Regions from separate parts of the Mus musculus genome. Here regions 1, 3, 4, 5, 6 and 7 are each linked to region 2. Evidence: chromatin loops called from intact Hi-C (ENCODE). Cell type or tissue: heart. All regions are shown on one strand. Region 1 has its middle 240 kb from the start of Gm20125. Region 2 has its middle 5.1 kb from the start of Cited2. Region 3 has its middle 120 kb from the start of Gm20125. Region 4 has its middle 550 kb from the start of C330004P14Rik. Region 5 has its middle 200 kb from the start of Gm20125. Region 6 has its middle 460 kb from the start of Gm20125. Region 7 has its middle 290 kb from the start of Gm20125.

Region 1 (4,000 bases), 870 kb before region 2:
ACAAGATACCATAGAAAACATTGAAACAACAGTCACAGAAAATGCAAAATGCAAAAAGCTCCCAACCTAAAACATCCAGGAATTCCAGGAGACAATAAGAAGACCAAACCTAAAGATAATAGGTATAGAAGGGAGCAAAGATTCCCAACTTAAAGGGCCAGTAAATATCTTCAACAAAATTACAGAAAATTTCCCTAACATAAAGAAAGATATTCCCATAAACAAACAAGAAGACTACAGAACTTCAAATAGATTGGACCAGAAAAGAAATTCCTCCAATCACATAATAATCAAAACACTAAATGCAGGCAACAAAGAAAGAATATGAAAAGCAGTAAGGGAAAAAGGTCAAGTATCATACAAAGACAGACCTATCAGAATCACACCAGACTTCTCAATAGAGACTGTAACAGACAGAAGATCCTGGACAGATGTCATACAGACCCTAAAAGAACATAAATGCCAACCCAGGCTACAATAACCATCAAAAGTCTCAATTACTATAGATAGAGAAATCAAGATATTCCATGACAACACCAAATGTACACAATATATTTCCACAAATCCAGACCTGCAAAGGATAATAGATGAAAACCTCTAACAAAATGAGGGAAACTACATCCTAGAAGAAGCAAGAACACAATCTTCTTTAAACAAACCCAAAAGAAGATAGCCATACAAACATTATTCCACCTCTCACAATGAAAATAACAGGAAGCAATAATCACTATTCCTTAATATCTCTTAACATCAATGGACTCAATTCCCCTGTAAAAAGACATAGACTAACACACTGGATTTGTAAACAGGACTCAACATTTTGCTGCGTACAGGAAACCCACCACAGGGACAAAGACAGACACTACCTCAGAGTGAAATGCTTGAAAAAATTATCCAAGCAAATGGTCCCAGGAAACAAGCTGGAGTAGCCATTCTAATATATATATATATATATATATATATATATATATATATATATATTATCGACTTCCAACCAAAGTTTTCAAAAAAAATTAAAAAGGGACACTTTAAACTCATCAAAGAAAAAATCTAACAAGAACTCTCAATTCTGAACATCTATGTTCTAAATGCAAGTATGTCCACATTTGGAACATCTATGTTTCAAATGCAAGTGCAACCACATTCATAAAACAAACATTCCTAAAGCTCAAAGCACACATTGCACCTCACACAATAATAGCTGGAGACATCAACACCACACTCTCATCAACAGACAGAACATGGAAACAGAAACTAAAACGAGACACAGTGAAACTAACAGAAGTTATAAAACAAATGTATTTAACAGATATCTACAGAACATTTTATCCTAACACAAAAGGATAAAACTTCTTTTCAGCATCTCATTGTACCTTCTCCAAAATTGTCCATATAATTGGTCACAAAACAAGCCTCAAAAAATACAGAGAGGTTGAAATTATCCCATGTATCCTATCAGATCAACACAGACTAAAGCTGGTCTTCAGCAACAACAAAAACAACAGAAATCCCACATACACATGTAAGCTGAACAACTATATGTCCAATGATAACATGGTAACAGATAACATAAAGAAAGGAATTAAAGATGTTTTAGAATTTCATGAAAATGAAGTCACAACATGCACAACCTTATGGGAAACAATGAAAGTAGTGCTAAGAGGAAAACTCATAGCTCAGAGGACATGCACAAAGAAATTGGATAGAGCATACATTAACAGCTTAACAACACATCTGCAAGCTCTAGAACATAAAGAAGCAAATACATCCAAGAGGAGTACATGGCAGGAAATATTCAAACTCGGGACTGAAATCAACCAAATAGAAACAAAGAGAACTATATGAAGAATCAACAAAACCAGGAGTTAGTTCTTTGAGAAAAATCCACAAGATAGATAAACCCTTAGCCAGACAAATAAGAGGGCACAGACACAGTATCTAAATTACCAAAATCAGGGAAAGGGAGACTAAATAACAGAAACTGAGGAAATTCAAAAAATAACCATATCCAACTACAAAAGTCTATACTCAACAAAACTGGAAAACATGGATGAAATGTATTATTTTCTAGACAGATACCAGATATAAAAGTTAAATCAGGATCAGATAAACCACCTAAACAGTCCCACAATTCCTAAGGAAATAGAAGCAGTCATTAAAATTCTCCCAACCAGAAACAAAAACAATACAAAAGAAAAAACAAAAAACAAAAAAACCAGGATTTTAGTACAGAATTGGGTTTAGTGCAGAATTCTATCAGACCTTAAAGATGACCTAATACCAATACTCTTCAAACTGTTCCACAAAATAGAAACAAAAGGAACATTACCCAATTCGTTCTATGAAGCCACTGATACAAAAGCCACTCAAAGACCCATCAAAGAAAGAAAACTTCATAACAATTTCCCTTATAAATATCGATTTGAAGTTATTCAATAAAATTCTTGCAAACTGAATTCAAGAACACATCAAAAAAAATCATTCGTCAAGATCAAGTAGGATTCATCCCAGGGATGCAATAATGGTTCATTATATGGAATCTATCAATATAATACACTATATAAAAAAATTAAAAAGAAAAAAAGAGATACATGCTCATCTCATTAAATGTGGAAAAAGCATTTGACTAAATTCAACATCCCTTCATGATAAAATTCTTAGAAAGAACTGAAATTCAAAGCCCATACCTAAACACAGTAAAAGCAATATACAACAAACTAGGAGCCAACATCAAACTAAGTGGAGAGAAACTTGAAGCAATCTCTTTAAAATCATTGACTCTACAAGGCTGTCCACTCTCTCCCTATCTATTTGTTATAGTATGTGAAGTTCTAGAGCAATTGGACAACAAAAGGAGCTCAAAGGGATATTAATTGGAAAGGAAGAAGTCAAAATATCACTATTTGCAGATGATATGATAGTATACTTAAGTAGCCCCCAAAATTCCACCAGAGAACTCCTAAACCTGATAAGCAACTTCAGTTAAGTTACTGAATATAAAATTAACTCAAACAAATAATTAGCCTTCCTCCACTCAAAGGATAAGTAGGCTGAGAAAGAAATTAATAAAACAACACCCTTTAAAATAGTCACAAATAATATAAAATATCTTGCTGTGACTTTAATCAAGCAATTGAAAGACCTGTACAGCAAGATCATCAAGTCTCTGAAGAAAGAAATTGAAGACCTCAGAAGATTGAAAGAACTTCCAGGCTAAGGCATCTGGAGTATTAACCTAGTAAAAATGGCCATCTTGCCTAAAGCAATCTACAGATTCAATCCAATCCCTGTTAAAATTCCAACTTAATTCTTCATAATTAGAAAGAGCAATCCTCAATTTCATTTGGAGCAACAACAACAAAAGAATAGTGGAAACTATTCTCAACAATAAAAGAACTTCTGGGGTAATCACCATCGCTGAACTCAAGCTCTACTACAGAACAATAGTGATAAAAACAGCATGATATTGGTACAGAGACAGACAGGCAGATAACTGAAATAGAATTGAAAACCCAGAAATGAGCCCATATACCTATTTTCACTTGATCTTTGACAAAAAAGTTTAAACCATCCAGTGGGGGGGGGGTGGGGGGGGAAAGACAGCATATTCAACAAATTGTGCTGGCTTAAGTGGTGATCAGCATTTAGAAGAATACATATTGGCCCATTCTTTATTCTTTGTACAAAGTCCAAGTCCAAGTGGATCAAATACCTGCACATATAACCAGATATACTGAATCTATTAAAAAAGAAATGAGCAAAAAGCCTCAAACATATCAGCACAGGGGAGATTTTTCTGAACAGAACAACAATGGCCCAGGCTCTAAGATCAACAACTATAGACAAATGGGATATCATACAATTGCAAAGCTTCTATAAGGCAAAGGACACTGTCATCAGGACAAAAGAGCAAACTAAACTTTTTGGGAAAAAATCTTTACCAATCCTATATCTGTTAGAAATCTAATACCCAATATATACAAATAACTCAAAAATTTAA
Region 2 (4,000 bases):
GGGACCTCAGTATAAAATGAGTTTAACAGCCTGGGTGAGCTGAGTCTTTAAGCAGACCAAACCCACATTCAGTGGGTGTCAGGGATAGCCTTACATAATCAAGCAGAAGAGAAAGAAAGTGTCAGAGCATCCCAGGTGAGAGAGGAGTTAGGTTGTTGTTGCCTGTCATGTTTTCACGCTTTCAAGAGCAGCATACCCTCAGCCAAGAACAGAGACTCCCACTGACCCTATGGAGAGACCAAGGAAATGCAGGCCAAGAAGGTCTTACAGCAAACCTTGCTTCAAAAGAGCGGTCCCTTTTTGTGCTTTGAATCTGATCCTAAAGCCCATGTTTGCAGTCAGAACAAGCAGGTAGGGCTGCCCTGGAATCTGGCACATAGGCTGACTGAGAAGGACTCCGAGTGGCTCGACTCTGTTAAGTTCTATTTCCAAGCAGGACAGGTAAAATTAAGATGCATAGTGCACTGGGCTTTTTATAACTCTATAATTGACACCATCCTATTAATAATTGTGTTCTATGAAATCACGCAAAGCTCATTCACCCCAATTTTCAAACAACCCCATTTCTCCAAGAGTTAAAGCTGAAGTTCTCTTTAGCTACGGCATGTCAATATTGCATCTGCAATCCGGCAGTAAATCTTCCTAGCCAAGCATTTTTCACAGTAAGTTTTTCTTTCCTTTTTTCTTTTCTTCCCCCCTCTCCCAGGCTCAAGTGAAAAAAAAAAAAAAGTTTGCATACAGCAAATACTGGTTTGTTCTCCCAGGGAGTGTGTGTGTGTGTGTGTGTGTGTGTGTGTGTGTGTGTGTGTGTGTGTGTGTGTGTCATGAAGAGGCAAGCAAAGAATTGTCATACCACCCCGATTCACCATTTATTCTGCCAGGGAATAAGCCATAACACCTGCTCTGTCATTAAATCGCTCCTGCTGCTCCAATGCCGGACACGTATGTAGAGATGCAGAGCTCAAGGAACTATTATTAGAACTTGGACCCATCCCTGTTAGAACAGAGGACTCAGAGAGCTGGCTAAAAGCACAATTTGTCCTCAGTGCAAATACAAACTCCCCTCCCCCACCCACCATCTCTATTTCATTAAAACTCTCTTGATCAACAATTGAGCAGATCCTACGTGATATCTGCAGGTCGCTTTAGGCAGAGAAAAATAAGCCCTTGTTTAAACAACCTGATTAATGAAACCTGTACAGTGACCTAGATCACCCGGCTCCTGGCAGACATTTGCAAAACCTTCTGTGGTCTTGCTTCCTACTAAGTTGCTGAGGGCATATGGGGAAATTTGACCTCTGTACCTTGGCTGTTTGTCAGAAAGTTCTAACGTGGTACAAGAGGGCCTCTGTTCTTTAGGTTCTGCTCACAAACAGACACTGCACGCTTGATTTTCAAGACGAGATCAGTGATAAGCACAGCCCCATTGACACACAACAGAGGAATATGTCTGCGTGAATATAATCGTGCTGCTCTGCCGGGTGCTTGCTAAAATCCCGGTGGCAGCATCTTTGTGGCTGATAAAGACGTTAGAGCCCTGGATAGGTCTTTGAAGAACAGTTGCCTAATCACCACTGTTTATGGGGTGCTAGGCTAGAGCACTTGTTCCAGGAGGCTGACATCTATTGTGAAGTTTACGGTCTCTGTGACTTTTACTACTGTAAACGCCTGGGATGGCTATAAATTGATGTCAACATTAAAGGCCAGATCCTTTAGAGCAAAATATTAATCCACTAATCTATTATGGGTGGCTGGCTTTCAAATACAAACTTTGCAGCTCTGGATCATTAGGTGTTTTCGCCCCCTTGTGGAATTTATTCAGAAGGTTAAAGGAAAGCGCCTCTCTGGAGAGGTTTTTTTTTTTTCTTCGTTGCTGAAGACTTTGGTTTTTTTTTTTTTTTTTTTTTTTTTTTTTTTCCCTTGAGCAAATATTCCATGTTTGTTCAACCATTTTTTTTTTTTTAAATCAACAGGACTGGAGATTAAGCACTCTTTATAAAAATAAGAGTATCTTACCTACCTGTGGTTAAAGGTGCATAATTTGAGATTGGCTTCCTCTTTGGAAATATACACTGGCTTAGGGATTTTCCTTTTGAAAGAGCAAGGAATGGAGGTTTGGGCCAATGCTTTAGCGTATCAGATGTGGGGATGGCAAACATCTGAAGCCCCACAACAGGACTGCTGGTTTGTATATGAGGGTCAAGAAGACTATACTCAGTTGGGGTGAGGTTGAAGACATGGTGGGAAATATTCAGGAATGCAGAATGCAATTATGCACGTTGGAATGTGACCTAGCCACTGGCTCTAATCTAGTGAAAAGGACCACGGGAACTCTAATGAGAATAAATGTTGCTGTCTAATTGAGTCAGGAAAATTTACTTCAACATAAACCTGGCAGATAACATTGTCTCCAAAAGAATAAATGGAGAACTTGGAGAATGTAGGCTAGCAGCCACTGGCCATTTTTTTTTTCTGTTATGTTTTGTTTTTGCTTGCATAAAGGGACTATTTCCTGTAGCTTCAGAGATGGTATTTACCAGCTCAGTGTTATACCACTATCGGCAAAATCTACGTTCCCAGACAGGCTGAGGCAAACCTCAGCAAGAGAACACCAAACAGCACATCAAAGGCCTGAGCCAATGAAACCCTATTCGCACGTGTTGTGTTTGTCTTCCCCCCCCCCCCCTTAAACAGAAGGGACAATGGCAGTGTCTGAATTTTAATTGCAGTGGACTGGCTTAAATTACTTGACCTATTTTTTTTTTTATGCAGCAAGAACAGAAATGATTTTTTTTTTTTTTACTGATAGCCACTTATTGGAAAGGGAAATATTAGAACATTTTCCTCAAGCAGTAAGCTGCCGATAAATAATTTAGCTTGCTTTACAGCACATGAGACCCACCTATATTTTGGGGGGGGGGACTATTAAGATGCCAGAAAGAAAGAAATTTCTCTTCAAAGGGTGGGAATGCTAAGTTTTGCTAAATAAGGGGCTTTAAATAGTTCAGGTGCCTTGGGTTTGAATTTCTATTATGTTTAGCTGTTTATAGGCTTGAAATAAGCTAAGAAAACTAGGGGGCTGTGTGAACCTAGAGAAGGAGATCCTATCAGGCCTCCTTCCTTCCACACTTCTATAAATAAACAGTGCCTTTTGAGTGCATTGATCCTAATCAGGTCCCCCCCTCCCCAAGATAAGCACAAATGTTAAAAGCAACCCAGAAATGTCAGAAGCCTGGGTAATGGTGTGCTTCCAGAGAATTCTGCTTGGCTAGCCCAGGACCTGTGAACGGCCCATGGCAGATCACAGATGAGTGATGGGTCCTGCTGCTTCCTGTTGGTACTGTTGGTTTAGGCTGACCTGATCTGAGCGATTAGCGAAGCCGCTGTCCATCATGGGGTGAAGGTTGAATATCTTGAGTCACAGGTTTCTTGGCATTTTTCCAGAGTACCCCAGGCATGCTCATCACTAAAAGCCTTCCCTCTCTTCCCTTCACTGTAGAATAATTAGTTGGTGACACGGGGTTGCAGAACTAAGCCGGGAGGGAGTCTGTGTCTCCGGAGGCAGCAGCCAGGTAACGTTAGCTGGTACCATCACCGGTTACAGACACAGAAGGCTTAAGGAACCCTCTCTTGGCCTGGAAAGCTGTGTAGAAAATAAAATGTAGGCTGAGGGGAAACTCAAGCTAATATAAAATAACAATAATGTTAATAATAAAGAAGCTAACTACAAGATGTAGATGAACGCATGAAGGACAGTCACAGCCAAGTGGGTGGGTCATGGCTACTTGAGCCCCCTCTCATTGTGTCTGCTATGGACCTGGCGGCTGGCACCTTTAATCCCCAAACCTGAGAGACAGAAGCAGGAAGATCTCTGAGTTTGGAGCCAGCCTAGTCTACAAGACTTTCTCAAAGTTTTCTTGGATGATGGGACACCGATTTTTAAGACGGCAAGAATCACACTGTTTAGGTTGCCTGGGACCAAATCTATCAAGTTCTAAGA
Region 3 (4,000 bases), 510 kb before region 2:
CATTTTCACAAGTTAATGCCCACTTAAGCCTCCAGCTTTGTTTGGTTTGGTTTGGTTTATCATCCTAAGAGCAAAATATCACTGAAAGCAACTTTATATGCCGTGAGCATATAGCTAACCATTACATAATAGCCAATGGTGTGTCCAATAAAGAAGAAACTGACCCAGCCATTTCTCCACTAATACATGACTGATCCTCTGCCATTTCTAAACCTCAATTTCCCAGTATTCAAAAGGAGTCTTTTACTTGTTTGTTTGTCGTCTCTTTGTTTGTTTTTACTGTTTCCATTTTTGACATTGCACAATTCTGCAAGGGTTATTTAGCTTGACAGAATATCAGATAACAGTACTACACCAATAGCAAGATTGCAAATAACCTCACTCAAAGCACAGTAAACATGATCATTCCTAGGGAGATCACACAGCAGAAGCAGGATAACAGGAAATGTTTGCCTGAAATAGAGCTCTGCAGAATGAAAGAAGAAAATGTAACAAGATGTGCTCTGCCAGCACTGTCAGAGCTGTTTGGGGTGCACAATGCAGTCTGGCTCCAAGTAAATAGAATCAGGGCCGTCATCCTTACTGAAGGTCTTCATTTCTGAAGAGGCAAGGCCCTGACAGTTTCTTTCCGTCACATCAGAGTCTACAACAAAACACGTTACACAGTAGGTGCTGTGTCAGTGGATTTTTAATTCACTGACAGAAGCTCTTTAGATGAATATTCTGATTAATTTGCACACAAATATTCAGCAATAAGTAGGACCTCCTCCCCAAAACCCAACACACAACCTTTGTGCCTTTAACATTGGGAACAAAGGAACTGTACTTGTAAGGTAGGAGAAACCGTTAGCCGAAATTAGCCTTTAGGTCAACAATCAAGTGTATAATAAGATGTAGACAGGAGCACAAGCTGAGGAAGACGGCAATGGTGTTGTATGTCTATATTACTGTTACAGAAGTTGACTCTAAGTACCATTTTATAAACCCATTAAAAACTGTCAAGTCTCCCATGACATATTATATTCTCATAAAATGACACAAATGCTAAATTAAGTTTGAATGTGAATTAGCAAAGAATAGGAAAATCAATTTAAGAGCTCCCAGTGCAATCTCAACCCTTGCACTCTGGCTTCGCATCTGTGTATTTCATTAGTATATTTTGTTACATGATCATGTAATATTTATGCAGTAACATAATATGCTCCGTCCATCTAAGATTAGGGAAAAAAGTGCAGCTCCTTTCCATTATTGCGTGCTCTTTATCTGCTGAACGCTGTGTAACATTACCCGGGGTTTGGCGATTATGTAATGAGGGTTCCTATTGTAACACACCCTGCAGAGTTGGAGGATGGTTGTGGGAAACTTAACTCTGTAAATCCTGAGTTGTGGAACAACTAAAGCCTGGCTTTTGACGTTACATTCACCTCCCCCCCCCCGCCCCTCCCCCCCCCCGGCAAATATTTTGCTCCCCCCCCCAGCCCCACTGCGCCCCAACTTAAAACTCCTAAGTACTACAGTAGAGGAAACGCAACAAGAATTATGGGGAAAGCTCCGCTGACGACAAAATAACAACTACCATCTGGTGTGCAGCAGATGTGTGTTCCACAAACTCTTCCCCCCCCCTTCTTTTTTTTTTCTTTTGCATTCTCCCTTCCAAGTCCTGTCCAGACCCAAACACGTTGCCGAGCTTATGAGATCTGACAACTTTACAGCCCCAGGCTGGAGGGCTACAGGCTCATGTTTTCCCTTAGACTCCACAAAAGCTCCAGGGAATAAACTAACAGATTCAAGAATGATACTCAAAGGCTATTCCCCCAACCCCCAACCCCCACCCTAAACCCAGGCCCCAGAAATCTGTTAGGAATGCCACAGAGTTCCTTATAAAAACACAGTCCAAAAAGATTACAGGAGAAGACCCCTAAAGATCTCGTGCCTTAGGAGGCAAAGATGAGACAAGGACAGAAACTTGGGCTACAGAGGTCACCTGGGGATATGGGGCTGACCCATGCTGATGTGCCCTCCATATTTGCATAGGTGTGGCTCTCTTACAACCAGAAAGCTACCTGCCATCTGCCCCATCCCCCACCAGAGTTCTTCACTTCCTGACATTTCCAGGACTGCTAAGGTCCCTTAGGAAACACAGAAACATCTGTAAAAGTAGTAGGCACCCCCTTTCTGACTTTGTAGGACAGAATTTTTTTTCTTGTCCAGATAAGAATCAGATCGGTCAATTTTGAAATGAGTCTGCAGAAAGGGTGTTTTCTTTCTACATTTTGGCTTACTTCCAGAGCTTAAGCACTGCTTAAACATAATCTTCAGATATAGTCATTTGACTTGTTTCATGGATCGCCTAAGTCTATTTGCAATGTATTGTGACTATAATCCATCCTACTTCTCCTTGGTATCATAACAATGAAATTTCCCTTTATTCCTCTGTAAATAGAACCCTTGCCTCTATGGCTTCCATTGACCTTTCAGTATGTAACTATAGGTAGACTTACAGTCAAGGAATCATGGGTATAGTTGCTATGCTCTGAGACTGCACAGGTATATGAATCCTAGATCTCTTGGTTGAGAGCTATGCTCTGTGGTTTTTACTGCTCTTAGTCCAATAGTATTGAGGCTGAAATTTTGATAGTCATTGATTTTTATTTTTTGGAACTCACTGCCATAGAAGCTACCATTAGGGTCTCGACTATGCTGAAGTTACCAATTGTAGTAGAACCTTCCAGATAGTCTTATATCTATCTGGACCTCTCTTGATATAGTCACTGTTTTACTAGTGCTTGTGATAATGCAGGTTCAAGATGTAGGGTCTGATTCTGATGTTCCCTATTTTGAAGCTATTATGATCATTGGCATAATTATCATCTCTCTCAGTCAGGGCCTCTCCCTTGTCTTAGCCTATCATTATAGTCTCAGCCAGCATACTTGGAAATAGGAATAAATTTAGAGTTAATGTGAGATGACTTGTTATTTGCTTATGCAGAATGCAGATAATGTCAACAAAGCATATATATATATATATATATATATACATATATATATACATGTATATCTGTGTACAAATGTATATGTATTTAGAATATATATATATATATATATATATATATATATATCCTAAAGGGAAAAATGTGTCATAATTTTATATGTATATCACCCAATAAACACTGATAGAATAAACACTTAAAAAATACTAATTTAGTTGAAAATCACTAGAATCAAGCCGTTATAGACCTCCCAAATAGGAGAATTTTGAGGTCTAAGTCTTCACATCAGCTTTGGTTTCACAACACTTTTATTAGCCTAATCTAGTGGTCCTGCTCTGGGAAACCTGAACAGAGTTTCTGGGGAGGATGGGCAGGAAAGGGGAATGAAAACTGAAACCAGCATAATTTTCTGTCCCTGTGTGAAATAACCCTGAAAGCAAAACGAATGTAACTGCTTGTTCCAGAAAGTACTTGTTCCTTGGGGGCAAGGACTGCTAGCCAACTAAAAACTTTACTTACCACGAATAATAGTTTGTTCACAAATGTAGTTCTAAGAGCCTGGGCATCTTAAGAGCCCTTAATCCATAGCTACTTTAAAATAAACTGTCCAACTCCTGATCTGAACGAATTTGACTTTTAAACTTTCTTAGTCTACACCCTAAAACCTGAAAACCCTACATGTTTTTTTTTTACTTTAACTTCTGCCTTTGAAAGAAGGATGGAAATTTCTCAGGCTCACCCACTTTCTCATCGAATTAACTTTGTTCTTCTTGCTCAATGAGTACTTGCGGGGATGTATAAGAGGTCAACAACTATCATGCTAGAGGCCCCACTGAGACTACATTGACCTGTAAGTGGTCTGGAGATGTCTGCTCCCTGTGGCTCCTCGATCTTACGCTGGGGTTGGAGAGGGGTTTTCTCACGAGATTGACGCCTCAACTAAGTTGAACCCGAGTTCAACTTTGTTCTGGTAACTCATAAATGTTAAGTACATTTTATTGGCTGACGAT
Region 4 (4,000 bases), 1.4 Mb before region 2:
TTAAGAAATCATTTTGATGTTACAAATTTTATCATTTATCTCACTTTATGTATATTTATTACCTATTTTGTATTTACTTATTTTGCCCTAGGATCCAATCCCATTAACATTTGTTTGTTTTAAAACACCATTATGTGCTGGGCGTGGTGGCACACACCTTTAATCCCAGCACTCAGGAGGCAGAGGTAGGTGGATTTCTGAGTTCAAGGCCAGCCTGGTACACAGAGTGAGTTCCAGGACAGCCAGGGCTACACAGAGAAACCCTGTCTCGAAAAAAAAAAAAAAAAAAAAAAAAAAAACAACAACAACCAACAAACAAACAAACAAACAAAACCCCCACCATTATTCTTTTCTATTATGTTCTCACATTTTGCATTTTGATTTGTTATATGTAGATTCCACCAAGTTGAGACTGTTCTAACATGACCTCTTCTCAGTAATTGTCATATTTCTTTGCCTTGTACTAAATTGTATACCAAGCACATCAATGTTAAATACCTATGACATGTTGCATGCCTCCAAGAGTGAATGCTGGATATCTGAGCACTTCATTGATAACCCTCTCCAGCAGCTGCTGTGGCTTGTGTTTTTCCTTTATAACTATTATTTGACTGGCGATTTTGATTGTCCTTCCCGAATGAAAACTATTTTGAGTATCTTTTCCTTTTTGTATATGTTCTTTGCATCAATACTTCATGCAACATGTTTTTTCACAGCTTTTCACACATGAATTGTACAATAAGAATTTTCAATCTTAATAAACCTGGACAAAAATATACAATCCAGATATTTTATTTATAAGCCAAACACCTAGATTGGACAGGTCTAGAGCTACATCTGTTATTCTCCAGCTATGATGCCCCTTGTTACATGCTGTTTCTCCTGGCCACAATGTTCTGGTCCATGGAATCTTCCTCCTCCTCTCTTCTTCCTCTTTGTCTCCCCCTCTCTCAAATCTCCAATCCCACTTTTCTCCCTTCTCTGCCCAATCAAAATCTCTAGACTTTTATTGACCAGTGAAACTGGGGAGAAGATTTGCATGGCATCACTTGAATACATGAGGGTGTGCCTGTCAGAGGTAACCATATCTTGAAGAACCAGTATTTAGCATTAGAATAAAAGCAACATCAGTGTTGAATCTCTAAAACATGTGGATATTTTGTACATGGTAAGAATGGTTGAGTTCATATACTGAATAAAATTAACCTGAACTTGCTATGTGGTTTCAATATATTAAAAGGAGAACTTCAGGGAAGGAGAGAATGAAGACAGAGTCAGTGCTGATATGATGGAGGCCAATATTAAAAGAACTCTTCATCAGAAGGCATGTCTAGAAACAGGAAAGGGTGTCTTCCCTGAAGCCTTCAGAAACAATACATACCTCCTAATTATATTCATAATTGTAACTTATGAATCTGTTAGATAAAATGGCACATTTGTGATCATTTGTTACATTAGCAATAGGAAGCTAATAGAGATTATTTGCTTGATCATTATAAAATTTAAAAATTGTAATGTGCTATAGTTCCTTTTGTGTTACCCTGATTAAAGCAACTTTGAGGAAGAAGTTTATTTGGCTTAAGATTCCCTGTGACCAGTGAAAGAACACAAGATGTCAAGATAAAGGGTTTTCATGAACAGATGTCCTCTAAGTGATTGACATTTATAGAAGAAAATCTTTTGTAGGAATACTGAATCAATGTTTTTAAAAGAAGTGATTATTAATTAAGAGGTATATATATATATATATATATATATATATATATATATACATATATATATATATATATATATATATATATATATATAATTTACCCTTTCTTGTATATGTTATGTTAGGTTGTGAATATATTAATAGGAGATATTCACTTTTCTCATTGTCCTGAAGTTTAAGAAGTCTGACATAAAAATACTGACAAGGCAACTGAGTTACATATTATCCATGGGACCATAGATGAAAAATGAGAGGCTAAGACTAACCAGCAATAGGGAACTGGGTTAATTCCTTCCATGTCTGTCTCATGTAGCTATTTCCTCCAGATAGAAAAATTATATAAACATTAACAATTGAGCTGTCTGAATTTCCAAACTCTCTTCAAAGGATCAGTGTGATCCAGAAATTCAGTTTTTCTAGTTTAATCATTTATGCTGGGAGTGGACATTTCTGGAATGCACTTATTAAGTCATTCATTTTTCTGTAATTAAGCCTTAGTCTAACCACCTATAAGGATCTACAATAAATAATTTGCATCACTAAGATTAAGTTGTAAGGGATTATGTTCTGAAGCTGTTATGTTCTTTCCATATTTGAGTTTAATAAATAGTCCAAAACTTTCTGGAAAAATCACATAATACATAAATAGCATCTGAAGGAACCAAGAGAATTCAAGGTGGGTAGAGGAAGGCATGGCTCTTAAAATTAATACTGAGGTGTACAGCAGAAGTTTACTTAGGTTATTTTGGAGTTTCTTCAGTAACAATACAATTAACAATACTGTTAATGAATACCTTCTTGCATGCAGTATGGGATGATATAGCTCATTGTTGTAGTAATAGTCATATGCTTCCTGAAATTGATGATAGGAAATGCCATCATAGCTAAGCCATCTGAGAGCATACTTGACTAGAATCCCAGGATGAATATCTTCCTTTGCTTTTTATTGGGTACCATCCTTCCATGATGGGTAGAGTCCAGCATATTAGGAAATAATAACCCCAAACTGATGATAGGGTGGGAAATATATTTCAGACATTGGAAATAGCATATATGTTACATGCTTGTAAGTAGGCTGTGGCATTAGTTGTATGACCTTTGTTATAGAGGATAAGATATAAGCTGTTGGGGGAAAAGTATGAACTACAGTAGTAAATAAAGAAATCACTCCACACATTTTCCTGGGCAAATGTCTCTTGAAAAAAATTGTAATTAAAAATAATGTTTATTACTGTAGATTGCAAAACAAGAATAAAGTCCATATACAAAATTTAATATACTGTTACACCTTACTTTGTACATAAGACCACCACATGCTTTTAAGCTTCAATAGTAGGAATGGATTTCCTCATATTGAGCAAGTATTAAGTCCAGTTAGAAATTTGCCAAGGTACATGTGCCTCAATTCTACTGTTAAAGTTGTTAACATGTTATGGTGATTTATGTGGCTTGTCATAGCTAGGCAGGAATGTGGATTGCTTCCCAGTTTTAGAAGCTCGTATGGTGTCAACTTATAACATGAAAATTAATACTGAGAAATGAAGTTTCAGATCAACTAGATAACTCGGAGTAGATGGCATCTCCAGCAATAGAGACTTACCTATAACCTGTCAAGAGCAATCACAGCAGCCTATAGTGTTTGGGAGTGTCTAGGACAGTCAACAGCAATGATTAAGAAGAAGGCATCTCAACCCTGGTTTTTGGTAAGTGGTCTATGGTTCTTGGTATTATCCCTGCCAGTCCAGAGAAAAGAATTTTAATATGCATGCATGTGTGTGTGTGTGTGTAATATATGTACATTAGTTGTCATATATTATAGGTGTTTTTAGGTTGATAGTTACTAATATGACCTTTTCAGGAAGCTTCATGTTGTTGACACACCTTCTTATTCTTCTGTATTTATCTGCCCCTTCTGTAATGAGAGGCCCATGTTTTCCCGATTTCCTTTTCAGATAATGTGGACCATGCTATTCCCTTTTCTGTTGCTGCTTTCCAATCCACACTGTCATCATTTTGTCATGTTCTTGGGTTCTTCAATTACAACACGTTATGTACTCACATCTGAAGATTTTGAGCTAGAAATAGAAACCACCACAGAAAAGTACACCAAATCAAATGTGGGACTGTGGAGCACAGATCCAATTGATTCATCTACAGCACAAATTCTGTACCTGAGGCACAGGGAACATAGGAAAAAAAAAAGGGACAGAAAAACTGTAAGAGCCAAAAGAGAATGCAGTTTGCTGTGAGAGTGTGTCTCCTAAGAATTTCAGAAACTGCACCCAT
Region 5 (4,000 bases), 430 kb before region 2:
ATGGCAGGAGCTTTTGGTGTTGGGTGTCTAGTTGTCTTCGTTTTAATAATCTCATTTTAAATTTATTTCCCAAGTTTATTTGAAAAACATCATCTACCCTCAATGGTGCTGGTTTGGATTCAAAATACATGGCTCTCCTGATGGAAGATAAAGCTTGACTGTAAAATCCAATCATCTTTACAGGGCTATGCTATTATAGTTTTATGTGTTACTAACACTTCTACAAAGATGTCAAAGGAACCAATAATATATTTTAAAATGTTCAACACCTTTACCCTCATGGAAATGCAAATTAAAATTACACTGAGCTATTAGGTAAGCTGTTATCTAAAAAAATTGAAATAGCAAATGTTGGTAAGGATGTAGAGAAAAGGACCCCTTACACACCGTTGGAGGCAAGTAAGTTAGTACAACAAATACAGAGAAAAGTATAGAAGTGCCTTTTCAAACTAAAGCTGCTACTATTATTATACCACATCCAAGCATTTATCTAAAGGAAATGAAATCAGCACATAGCATAGAGCATATTAATATGTCTGCAAATACATGTTTACTGAAGCACTATTTATAGCTGCTAAGATAGAGATAAAACCTCGGGGGCTATCACCATATTAATAAGTAAAGAAAACACAGTACACAGAGAGAGGTTGGAAGGAGGGAGGGAAGAGACAGAGAGGGGGGAGAGGGAGAAAAGGAGGAAGAGGAAGAGGATTGTTCATAGGAAAATGGATCTGTACACCATCATGTTAAACAACGTTATCCAGACACCAAAGTGTCACACACTTCCCTTCTAAGTGAAAAACATTCCAAAAATTTACTGAAAATTAAAAAGTAAGCATTAGAGAAAGGGACTGAAGGACAAGAAAACAAGGAGGGCGGGATGTGGTAGAGCCAGCAGTAGACAATGAGCACGCTATGCCTACCTGTATGGACATGTCACAACTAACAAGCATAAGCGTTCGCTTTTAAAGTACTATGCTCAAATCTGATCCCTAGAGGTTTGTTTAAAACAGACTAACAAGCTAACCGAGACTTAGTGAACAACCTCAACTTACAGAAGAATCTTTTTAAGAACTCAGAGAAGATGCGTGTGTAGTGTGGTATCAATTTTATCCTTCAATAGGTGTTTCCTGAAGAAATGGTGATTCGGCTCCATCTTTCAGATTGCAGTAGAAAGGTGAGTCATAACTGGACAGGATTTCTTGAAAGGTGGCCTTTGATGATTCACAAGCTACCTTGCACTAAGGCTCGAGCTGTTGTCCCTTATTGGGTTGTACCAGAGGGTGAACTTCTGACAAGCTTGGAAAGCACAGAGGGACTTTTCACCTTCCTAGGATTGTGGGTTCTTGTGCTCTCCAGCTTGGGTCTATGTTTGAGTCCTCATCAGTGAGGTACTTCTTTCAGCTCTCTGTGACTCAGTACAGGCATATGGCTGCTATCCACCTGAGTTATAGATACAGCATAAAAACCACCAACTACTTGTAATTTTCTTACTAAGTGATCATTTATTAATCACTCACGGCAGACCATCTCACTTCTTGTACTATATTTAATCTTCATAATATGAGAAAAAAAAATCCCTGCTAGCCCTTCCAGCAGAGGCAGAAAGATGAGGTGACGTCAGCTTTTGATGTGTCCAAAGGTACTCTGTTCAAAATTGGGAAAAATGAGAATTTGATAAATCATTTACAAAAGCAATTTATTGAAGCTGACTTTTATTTTGTGCACCTCACACCCAGCAGTGCCCTCCCAAGAGAGCCACGTTGTTTTCCTCTCCCTGAGCTTCCTTTAAAGTCAGTGCAGGGTTGCTCTTTGCGGTAGAAAATTAAACAGGAGACGACTCTGGAGGAATGTGTGCCTGAGTGCCTTTCTCTCCCCCACTGTGCCTGTGACCTCTTGTGTGATTTGACTCCCTTCTGGCTCATGAAGCTAAAATTAAACCAGTGGAAAAAAGTGTTTACCTCAAAGTCCGTGTTGCCTTCATGGAACACAACCTAGCTTAAAGGTCATTAGATTAATGAGGGAGTGGCGATGGCGGTCTTTATCTGGGCAGCAAGGAGGTGGGGCTGGCAGTGGCTTTCAGGAGACAAGAGAAAGAGGATTTTGTGGGTACTGTGGACGGGGCAACAGGAGCGAGATGAGAGAAAAGTGAGCAGAAAGTGGATAGAGCTACAAGAGGGTTGGGGGGCCACGGGCAGCCCATGGACAGTTCAGGAACCAGATTAAGATATTGTTTGACTTAGAATACCTGTAAAATAAGAAATAACATAACCTCTCCGCATATGGAGCATCAGTTGTGACCTACAGGGCAAGTTCTGTTTACAAGCATTGCTTTATTTAATTTTAGTGATATCTGTGGAAATGGGCAAAACTGTCTCCTGGTTTACCTGTGAGAAAACTAGGCCCCATAATTACAAGTCACTGACCAATGGCTGTAAGCACCATGTGATCATTGCATTTCTTGAGCTCCACAACTACAGATTCTCCTTCCTTGAAGAACATTTTGTCTGCCTGATAGAAAACTGCACTTAGAAAGAAGAGCTTTATGCAGGGAGAAATTCTAGCCCTGATCATTTGCAGAGGACCCAGTCCCATCTCTACAATTGTACATTTTTTCCAGCTTGTGTTTCTGTTTCCTCTGTTTGATCACATTGAAAGGATAATTCCATTTGGTGATTTCAGATTTAAACTATAAGTGCTCTCTAACAAGAGACATTTTAAATAGTGATAGAGGCTGAGCTTCTACTCAGGCTTTTGACCCCTCGTTTCCCAGTGATCTATATCCAGGTTGACAAACCTGTCTTTACTGGTTTTGATTTTCACTATTGAACAGGTCATCTGAAGTATTCCTCACCAGGGATCAATGAAAGACATACTTTCCTTGTGGAGATCAGCTTTACAGAGGAAAAAGACAGTTGGATTGCTTTTATAACCAAAAAGTAATTTATCTGCCAGTACAGTGAGTCACTGAAGTAAGCCATTTGATTTGCAGCAATAGCCTTTGAGATTTTCGTGCATTCCTAAAGGATCCTGCAAATATCAACATACACAGCAGTGCACATAGGATAAACCTGATGGTAATAGTTATATGTTCAACAAAGAAGCACTGGCTTGCATGTGACTGAAGAACTGCTGTAAAGATATTGGAAGAGTTCATTTCCTTCCAAAATGAAATATATTGAGTCAAATTAAGCCATTTTGGTACATGAGATTTTTTTTTCTGAGTTTGTAATGTCGTGAATAGTGCCTTCTCTTAGTCTTCGTACGAAATAATGCTGGAATGAGTATAATTTCCCAAGCCAGCTTCTATGTTAGAACTGGAGCATGGGAAGTATTAATTTGCTTTATGTGAGCTTTCAGGGGACTCTGGGGATAGGGATGAGAGATGGAGTTTTATCTTGCCTTAATCCTTTAATGACCTCACCACGTGCATGAATATGTTACAAGCAAACACAAAAACGCCCCTTCTTATACTGTATTGATTGAGAGATTACACAGGAAATGTGAATCATCCACTGCAATATATTCACCCCTTCTGTAAGATGAGCTCAGGGCCGCACTGTTTCTTCTGGTCCCTCAGTCTCCTGTGCTTCAAATGTGACCATCAGAAGAACAGTCCTCATGAACAGATCATGAGGGCAAGTACTGTCTATGATGTCTACCTCAAAATGTTTAAAAATTGGGTTTGAGCCTTTTCTCCCATTTTTCTGCCTGCATGGACCTCCCTTCCTTCTTTGAGCCGTAGAATTTTAAATTATTTTCTTATAGCAATGTAACCTTTACCCTAATTAGAAGGATATGCACCAGGGTAGATAAAGGCAAGAGCTGAGAGGGCCATCAGTAGCTACACTTTCATAACCAAAATTCAAAGAGAATTCAGAGCTGCTACAGTTTGCATATCTTTTATCAAAAGGGATTATTACCAAAAGTGCTTGGGATTTTTGTTTTTTTCCAACTTATAAATATTTGCATATATATAAAACAATAGAGTCCAGAGATG
Region 6 (4,000 bases), 1.1 Mb before region 2:
TGCTAAGAAAATGTACCCACAAATGGAAAATTATTATGCACAGTAGTGTGTTTTATCATACTTCTGAAACTTAAGAATTCCAATACAAACAAAAGACTGATTTTATGTCCAGTGAATCTCTACTTCCAGGTAGCAACACTTGTGAAACCCTCAGAAAACAAAAAAAAAGAAGGTAAAACACAATGCTCCCTTCAGTTTCTTTTAAAAGATCACCAACTGCAATTACACGGATTCCATTCTCATGATTTCCTAAGCTCCGTAGACACAGCTGCTTAGTGCAACCACTTTAGTGATTAAATTTCATATCACAGTACCTATGATAGTTGCAGTGACAACATTTATAATAGATGTAATAATAAAATGACAAAAGTCAGGATCTTTTTACTACTTACATGTGTGATGCTACTGATTTAAAAAAAAAAAAAAGCACAATGTTGTCCAACTCAACCTCCAAGTCGTTTAGAACAATTGAAGAAATAAGTAAGAAAAGGCACAGCAAGAAATCAACAGGCTGGCTGAATTCCACACCTTCTATGTGGAGAAGTCATCACTTAAACCATATACTACTCAGTCACCTGCTCCTGACAGGCGGCAACTAAAGATTCTGAGCAGAACGATGCTGTCGCTTACGTGTCTATTTGGAACAACAGTTAAAAGGATGTTGATTAAGGGCTACAGATCATACTGTTCAGCAAGGGAAAATGTCTTACAAATCACCCCAAGTCCATGAGCACATGTCTGTGATCCATTACTGCTAAGACAGAGATAGCCATATTCCTAGGATCAGCAGCCTATTTGGTGGGTTCTGTGTCAGTGAGAGACCTTGTCTCAAAAAGCAAGGTAGATGCTGAAAGTACGACATTCAAGGAGTCTATGTCCATCCATACTTATGTGTATAGCAACCTCTTGACACACATCTGCACCACAAATACACACACACACACACACACACACACACACACACACACACACACACACGTGTGTGTGTGTGTGTGCGCGCATACATGCATACTTGTGCACACACTCACATTACATATTGCCAATGGTAGATTAAGTATTGGCAAATGGTAATTAGAATGCTGGTTCTGTGTTTCAAGTAGCCATTACTAAGACATAATTAGTCATGATATTACAGTGAGGGTAAATAAAAAATTATATTTGTAACTTATTCAATTTATTGATTTGAATTTATTGATTTGAATCAGTCATGTGTGTTGATGCAGAGGAAGGAATACTCTTAGATGCCAAAGTGTGAAGTGAAAAGAAGCTAGGTTAGCAATGCCAAATAAATAACTTCAGGTATATTGTCTGGGTGTGGCCATGAGATAACCAATGAAAAGGGTGGGAATGAGAGAATACATTGTTTCAGGAGAAAGGACCCAATATGTAGAACCAAGGATCATTAGAGTAGTCCAGCCCCTTGAAGATAAGAATGTAGACCTGACAGGAAATAAAGATGAAGAATAAGGAAGAGAAGTGCAAATAGTACAGATAATTTTGGAGGTGAATTGAAAATGTTCTGTAATTTAGATCTGAAAAAAAAATACAAGCTACATTGAAAAAGCCAGAAGGAATGGATGTGTAGACACAGAAGAACAGTTAGAGAAGAAGAACCAATTACAAGGTTCTGAGACTCCTACAGAAGGGCTTTTAGAATGAACACCATGACCTTACAGAATGTCATGAAATAAACTAGATAGAAGTATGACCAAGAATGGGCTATGGATGAGTGCTGTTGACACAGGAAGCTTCTATTGCACAATGATGACAGCCATCCAGCCAAGACAAAAAATGTTCCCTCTGGCTCTGCCCCCAGATGGAGCTGTGTGCTCATCAGCAGAGCTATAAAATGGCATGTCATGGGAGTGGAGGATGAAAACTGTCTCTGTAACTCTCACCATTCAAAAGTTTGTCAAAGCAGCATTATTCTTTGAGGATAAGCAACTGTCCTCTGTAGTAACTTGACACATACTAAGTGAAGTTCATCTTGCACTGAGAATCCCTTTCCCACACTCAGTGTGAAAGGGAGGGAAATATTTTCTGAAAATACTGACAATTTGCTCAGTTATTTTCCATATTTAACTTATTTAGAAAATGTCCTCAATATAATGTCTGCCGCCATCTAACATTTAACCTGTGTAGCATATACAATTTCATTGGGCTTACAACGTTTGGGAATTCCATTTTTTCACATGCAAAGGAAGATTTAATATGCAGTAGAAGATGACTCTGCCTTACAAAAATAAATGAGAAACTGCTGTTCTTTGTTCAAGGTCAAATGTCGCTTTCAATTAAATGTAGGTATTTAAGAGGGGGTCCTGATGAATGCAAGCAGTAAGCTTGAAAGCCCATAAGCATACATTCAAAGAGCCTTAGAACTCAAAGAAAAGAGTGAATGTAAATTTTCAGAACTGTCAATTTTTCATTTGAAATTTTGGTCTTTATTTCTTCTTATAATCTGCCCTAGTCAAGCACATATTTATTTCTTTCAAACCTGCTCCTTTCTTTGAAACTGTTGTTATATTTCCATGAAAATGACATCTTTGTTCTTTAGAAAATCATTCCCAGCTTATTGTCTGCCCTGAATTACAATAATCCTATATTTGTTACAATCTAATCACTTCTACAGCAACCTACTGTGAGGTTAGAAGTAAAGGATTAAAACTTCAAGTAGAAATACAAAACCACCCCCTTAACAAACCACAATATATTTTTTCAACATAAATATCCCAAGGAACAAAGAAACATTTTGACATAAGAACTCTGCAGAATATAGAAAAACGCAGCAGAACTGTTTATCAAAGTTTTCCTTGGTGTGTCAGCAGGTTCTGTGTAACTGACAGTGCTGATCCAAACGTTTTGATAGTAATAGAAGTGTTAACAGTGATAAGAACAAAAAAATATTAAACACTGTTGACTGTAACATTTCATTTCCACTGCCCTAATGCTGTTAGTGCAGAAAAATGGAACAAGAGGGAAGAGACTCAGCCACACAGCCAATGGAAATGAGGATTTAGTGGCAGGAGCTACAGAGGCATATAGGCATTAACAAAAAAGGAAAACCAAGAAAAGAAAGGAGAGAAGGAAGAACAAAAAGAGAGAGGAAAAAGAAAGTTAAACTAGCTCTGTCTTTATTGGTGACAGCAAAATTAGAGGAGATATTATTTGAAAACAAATGTGTAATAAATGAAACAGTAGTTGTATTCAAAATAATTATATTCTCTTCACTGACAAAAATATGTGACTGCTGAACAGACTTTCATAACATAGCAATATAAATGACTGTTAAATAACAATGTTAGTATAATATATTCATACTAACTTAGCACATATAAATGCAGCATTACTTTTAAAGTATGTTTTTATATTCTTCACTACATAATGCATTTTAGTGTTTACTTTGATGTCTTTATATTTCATAATCTGTTTAAGTTAAACATAATGTAAAAAGAAACAAATTATACCATAAATATACAGATATTAATATATCCACATTTTACTTGCTGTCAAAACATTTTGTGCTAACTTCTTACATTTTATAGATATTAAAATTACTAATTTAGGAATATGAATAACATAATAATCCTATACTGCCTAAGATAATCTCATTCTTGAACAATTATTTTGTGCTCTTTGAACTTTCCAACTATATACATGTTCATATATACATATATTTTTTAATTGGGCTATGTGCAGTTGTCACCCACCCCAAACGTTTATTAATTTATCATATAGAGAAAAAATACTTATTTCCATCCACAATTAGGAAAGACAAAGATGTTATTGCTTCAAATATGATATTCTCTGGAAATTATACCCTAAACCTCAAGTAGTTAATTTTGAATATGACACCTATCTTTAAAGCCTTATACTATAGGTTTAGATGTATATAATATTGAGTTCCATTTTATGTTATTAACTATATGCAATGTTAAGATTTTAACTTTTCATCCTTTAAAATAGATATTCCATTTGTGTTTAGCTATATGTACATGAAGTT
Region 7 (4,000 bases), 920 kb before region 2:
ACTTATAGGAATGTTCACATTCCCTTTATGATGTAAGTTTTTCTATGGAAAATAATTAGACATTTTAATTTGTCTTGGCCACTATTAACTAATTAGTTTTTCCAATCAATGCATTAGTTAAGCAATATTATAAGGACTGTCTAATGTTGAATCTTTGTTAATGAAATAGTAATGTTGATGTCCTGGGGCCATGTCCTATTGATCTTTTAATGCAAATGATCAGAGCAAAGACTGGCCTCTTATGAATAAAGACTTTAGTCTTGATCTTTAGATAGGCTTTCACAAAAGAGAATAATGAATAGTACAGCTGGAGCAAAGAGTTGAATTGGAATTGGTTATCAGATCATGATGGATCAATACCTAATAAATACCCCAAGTGTCTGGAGCCCAACCAAGCTGCAGACTGTAAAAAACACAATCAGTGCCTTGCATCATCTTAAAACAAACCAAAACAAAGAAAATGAAGTAAACTCACATAATTGGTGACAACTTTGGCTTCAACATTTTCCCAATATATCAAGTCAAATAATTTGCAACTAATATATCATGATAGTTTTCAAATTCTCATTTTGTTTTTGACATAAATGTTATATATGTATGTATATATATATATATATATATATATATATATATATATATAGAGAGAGAGAGAGAGAGAGAGAAATATAAAATGTAATCTGGAAATAAGTTCTTCCATAATTTTGCATACATGTCAAGGACAGAAGTTTCTCACATAAAAAAGTACCTAAGTTTGTTCTTTTTTTATTTTAGTCATTGTTTGGTGAAATGTTTCAGAACACTAACAGAATGAATAGTTTGTTCTGCTCTGTCCTTTGCTAAATATCTCCTCAGATTTCTTGCAGTACTGAAAATACATTCCCTAAAAACTGACTTAAGACAAAACAAAATGTTGCCGAGACAGAATGTTCTTTGCCAATTTGGTGTGCGAGTCATAGGAGCAGGTGGCTGATTCCAAGAGCCTTACATCTGAGTGATGAAGTGCAGGCCTGAGGTAGAAAGTAAACAGGGGAACAGGAAGGAGTTGGTCCTGGAGAGCCAAAAGACAGGACTTACTAAATGAAGACAAAGCCTCTTACACAAGTGAATTTGAAGGCATCAACTGATGTCCTTTGCTGGTGCTAGTCGCTAGAGAACAAAAAAAAATCATTTATCCAGATTAGCATAACTCTTGAAGTGACATTGTAAGGAACTGAAAGCCAGAGACTCATTGTTTCTCCATAGCCTCCCTGAGAGCTGAATGACAGATGGGAAAAATCTAGTAGTAGAAGAGGAAAGATCATGGGGTGGACATGTCAGTAATGGTTCAGAGAAGGCAAGATATTAAGGACTATTCCCAAGAATACACTAGGCTGACAGCCCATTAAAATATATATTTTATGTAAATAAGTCACTGTGAAAACATTTAAAGGTGGAGAAAATGTATTAATGGAATAATTTATGCTAATTATTTTGATCATGCTTATTGGCACTCAGTATGGATTTCTATAAGATGAAAGTCCTGTTAGAATCTCTTATTTTATTCAATAGGAGTAGCTATAACCTCAGACATAGTTTAATTATTTTCATACTTCTGGAGAGTTATCAGGAATTCCAGTTTGATCTGTGGTTGCATAAATATTGAGTCTCTAAATTAATTTCATTCATATGGATTCATTTGTTCAAGAGTAACAAGAAGGAGCACTCACTTATGAACTGTTGAATAACAAATGAAGCAGCATAGGATAAGTTTATTGTAATCTTTGTTGTAACTGGACTGCAAGCTTCTTTCAAAAAATTAGTTTAAAATAATTAATAGAGAGAGAGACCTAGTTTAACATTTTTCTGGGATCTAGGAGAAATTGAAAGTTCTATTACATCTTACATGCACTGGTCTTGTTATTTGTCATTAACATATGGCAATAAGACTCAGCCCCTTAAAATACAAGTAAAACCAATTAATTACCTTTGTTTTGTATCAGCTCAATTGAGATAATGTGTAAAAAGTGACTTGTGTGTAAAATGTCACAGCCATAGGTCCAGAGACAGGAAGAACTATGCTTACCATCTTCATGACCTTTAGCACCATCAATATCATTTTTACATTTGCCAGCCACTGGTCATTTTGGCCTGTGAGTGGATAGGCTGGTACCAAGCAATGTTCTGAATCTGTGATTTCACTCTAGATGTAAACTGCCAAGTCATGTTGTTACCATTTTATAAATCCAGGCATAAGGCATAGAACTCTTGAAAAAGAGACAACAGACTGCTAAATGGCTAAAGCAATTGTCAGTTTCACACTGTTCCGTATGTATGTTCTTCTTCAACTCACAGGAGCAACGAAAAGGATCTGTGTTACTCGGGTAAGGGTACCACAATCAAATAACAGGAGCTGAGGGACAAAACCGATAACACTTATTTTCTCTTAGTTCTGAGAATGTAAGTAGGCTGAGGAGAATAGTGGGAGCACGAGGCTTCAAGGTATGAAATGATTTTATTTTCAGTTCAATTTATAGCAAAATCTATAATTATTCCTACACAAATATTAGTCTGCATTGTAGGGAGAAACCACCGATCATAGAGCTTTGTAGATTTTATAGTGAATGAAGGAAACCTGCTTTGTGTTTCCTGCAAGTGACATTGTGATAAGCCCTTAGATCCAGGAGAGGAGTAGACAACGTTTTTGCTGACTTTGAGAGAACCAGTATGAACAAGCATAGGAATCAAAGCACAAGACAGATTACTCCTCCTCACACTAAATTGGAGGCAAAAATCAGCCCCTATGTTCTTATATACCTGGGATTATCTGTAGGTACCTGCCTTCACATGAAACCACTTGGGAACAACCATGGTTTCATTGTTTTATGGATGAAGGAGAATGACTGCCATTGCCAAGCAGCTAATACTCCATGGTGCCTGGGTGTTAGAAGTGATTCAGTGGAAAAGAATGAGTCAGACAGAACATGGAAAAGCTGGAAAAAGAAATAAAGGCTACCAGTCAGTTTGCTATTCTCTCCAGAGTAGAACTTTTGAAAAGGAAGAGGGAGGATATGAAACTCTCCATTTATTTATTTATTTGTTAGATAGTTACTTCTCTTAGGTGTTTTATGTGAGACAGAACACTCTGTTCTCAGGAGTGCAAGTGGTCAATCCAACCGAGATCATACATGGTTTTAAAAGTTAAATCTGAGTCAAACTTAGACAACAAAGCACAGATAGAAAGAACCAACTTTGTTCTGAATAGTGCAGGTTTATTCTTAGCAACACATTTCAACGAAATAAATCTCACTGCAGCCTATGCACTGGTTTGAATGCGTGAGAATATATTCCACAACCTAACTCAGTTATTTTTAAACATTTAAGTGTTTAAAAATAGTGAGAGCTAACTGACTAGCTTGTCTTTATCAAAAGTAAACAATTATTTATTTTCTATGCTTATTTTAAAGCTATGTGTACATGGATACACTGTTGAAATATACTACCAAAGATTAATAAACAAAAGGTGTTCTATTTCAGCATTTTTAGGAATGCCAAACCCAGAATATGCCTTTTATCAAAACGTACAGGGAATAATATTATAAAGATAGAAAACTAAATCATCACCATTTTCACAAAATATGTGCACAAAAATCAAGCTGAAAATTCTATAACTCATTTGGTAAGGCAAAATCAGAAGAACCGAAACAAAATTCCATCTATATAGATAGAGAAATTTGTCAGGCAGTGGTGGCCTACTCCTTTAATCTCAGCAATCAGGAGGCATGTCAGCCTGGTTTACAGAGTGAGTTTGAGCAGGGGGTTGGGGGTGGGGTGGAGAGAGAGAGTAAGCAAGCAGATTGGTCCACCCAATAACTAGGAAATTGAGTCTAACAGAATATAAAAGCAAGCATACGTAAGTAGTAAGATTTACTCTAGCAATGTAAAGTTAACTCATCTTCTACAAAAGGTGATTTATTCAGGTGGGAAACTGACAAGATTAAGAAAAATGATAACTATAATCAAA

What was found. A loop is a pair of places that touch in the nucleus more often than their neighbours do. Peaks named below come from ENCODE experiments on the same cell type or tissue, not always from the same donor. Only the 100,000 strongest peaks of a DNase experiment are listed, where the experiment ranks them.
Region 1: a loop joins it to region 2, with 2.3 times the contacts of the local background. A loop is called at or near these places in 2 of 42 quality-filtered maps.
Region 3: a loop joins it to region 2, with 2.5 times the contacts of the local background. A loop is called at or near these places in 11 of 42 quality-filtered maps.
Region 4: it touches region 2 in a loop (3-fold over the local background); 5 of 42 quality-filtered maps call a loop at or near these places.
Region 5: a loop joins it to region 2, with 2.2 times the contacts of the local background. A loop is called at or near these places in 4 of 42 quality-filtered maps.
Region 6: a loop joins it to region 2, with 7 times the contacts of the local background. A loop is called at or near these places in 15 of 42 quality-filtered maps.
Region 7: it touches region 2 in a loop (2.2-fold over the local background); 4 of 42 quality-filtered maps call a loop at or near these places.

Annotation. Positions count from the first base shown.
Region 1 is chr10:16,853,490-16,857,489 of GRCm38, forward strand. No RefSeq gene overlaps it. Among named protein-coding and RNA genes, the nearest start is that of Gm20125, 240 kb to the right of the region's middle. In heart, no CTCF peak of the experiment used is centred here; no DNase peak of the experiment used is centred here.
Region 2 is chr10:17,726,333-17,730,332 of GRCm38, forward strand. No RefSeq gene overlaps it. Among named protein-coding and RNA genes, the nearest start is that of Cited2, 5.1 kb to the left of the region's middle. In heart, a CTCF peak has its summit at 1,795 (motif pointing left); DNase peaks (open chromatin) are centred at 949 and 1,389; H3K4me3 peaks cover 1,043 bases; H3K27ac peaks cover 1,412 bases.
Region 3 is chr10:17,211,848-17,215,847 of GRCm38, forward strand. No RefSeq gene overlaps it. Among named protein-coding and RNA genes, the nearest start is that of Gm20125, 120 kb to the left of the region's middle. In heart, no CTCF peak of the experiment used is centred here; DNase peaks (open chromatin) are centred at 1,304 and 1,614.
Region 4 is chr10:16,342,837-16,346,836 of GRCm38, forward strand. No RefSeq gene overlaps it. Among named protein-coding and RNA genes, the nearest start is that of C330004P14Rik, 550 kb to the left of the region's middle. In heart, no CTCF peak of the experiment used is centred here; no DNase peak of the experiment used is centred here.
Region 5 is chr10:17,297,909-17,301,908 of GRCm38, forward strand. No RefSeq gene overlaps it. Among named protein-coding and RNA genes, the nearest start is that of Gm20125, 200 kb to the left of the region's middle. In heart, no CTCF peak of the experiment used is centred here; a DNase peak (open chromatin) is centred at 1,923; H3K27ac peaks cover 1,199 bases.
Region 6 is chr10:16,635,414-16,639,413 of GRCm38, forward strand. No RefSeq gene overlaps it. Among named protein-coding and RNA genes, the nearest start is that of Gm20125, 460 kb to the right of the region's middle. In heart, a CTCF peak has its summit at 1,817 (motif pointing right); a DNase peak (open chromatin) is centred at 1,808.
Region 7 is chr10:16,803,261-16,807,260 of GRCm38, forward strand. No RefSeq gene overlaps it. Among named protein-coding and RNA genes, the nearest start is that of Gm20125, 290 kb to the right of the region's middle. In heart, no CTCF peak of the experiment used is centred here; no DNase peak of the experiment used is centred here.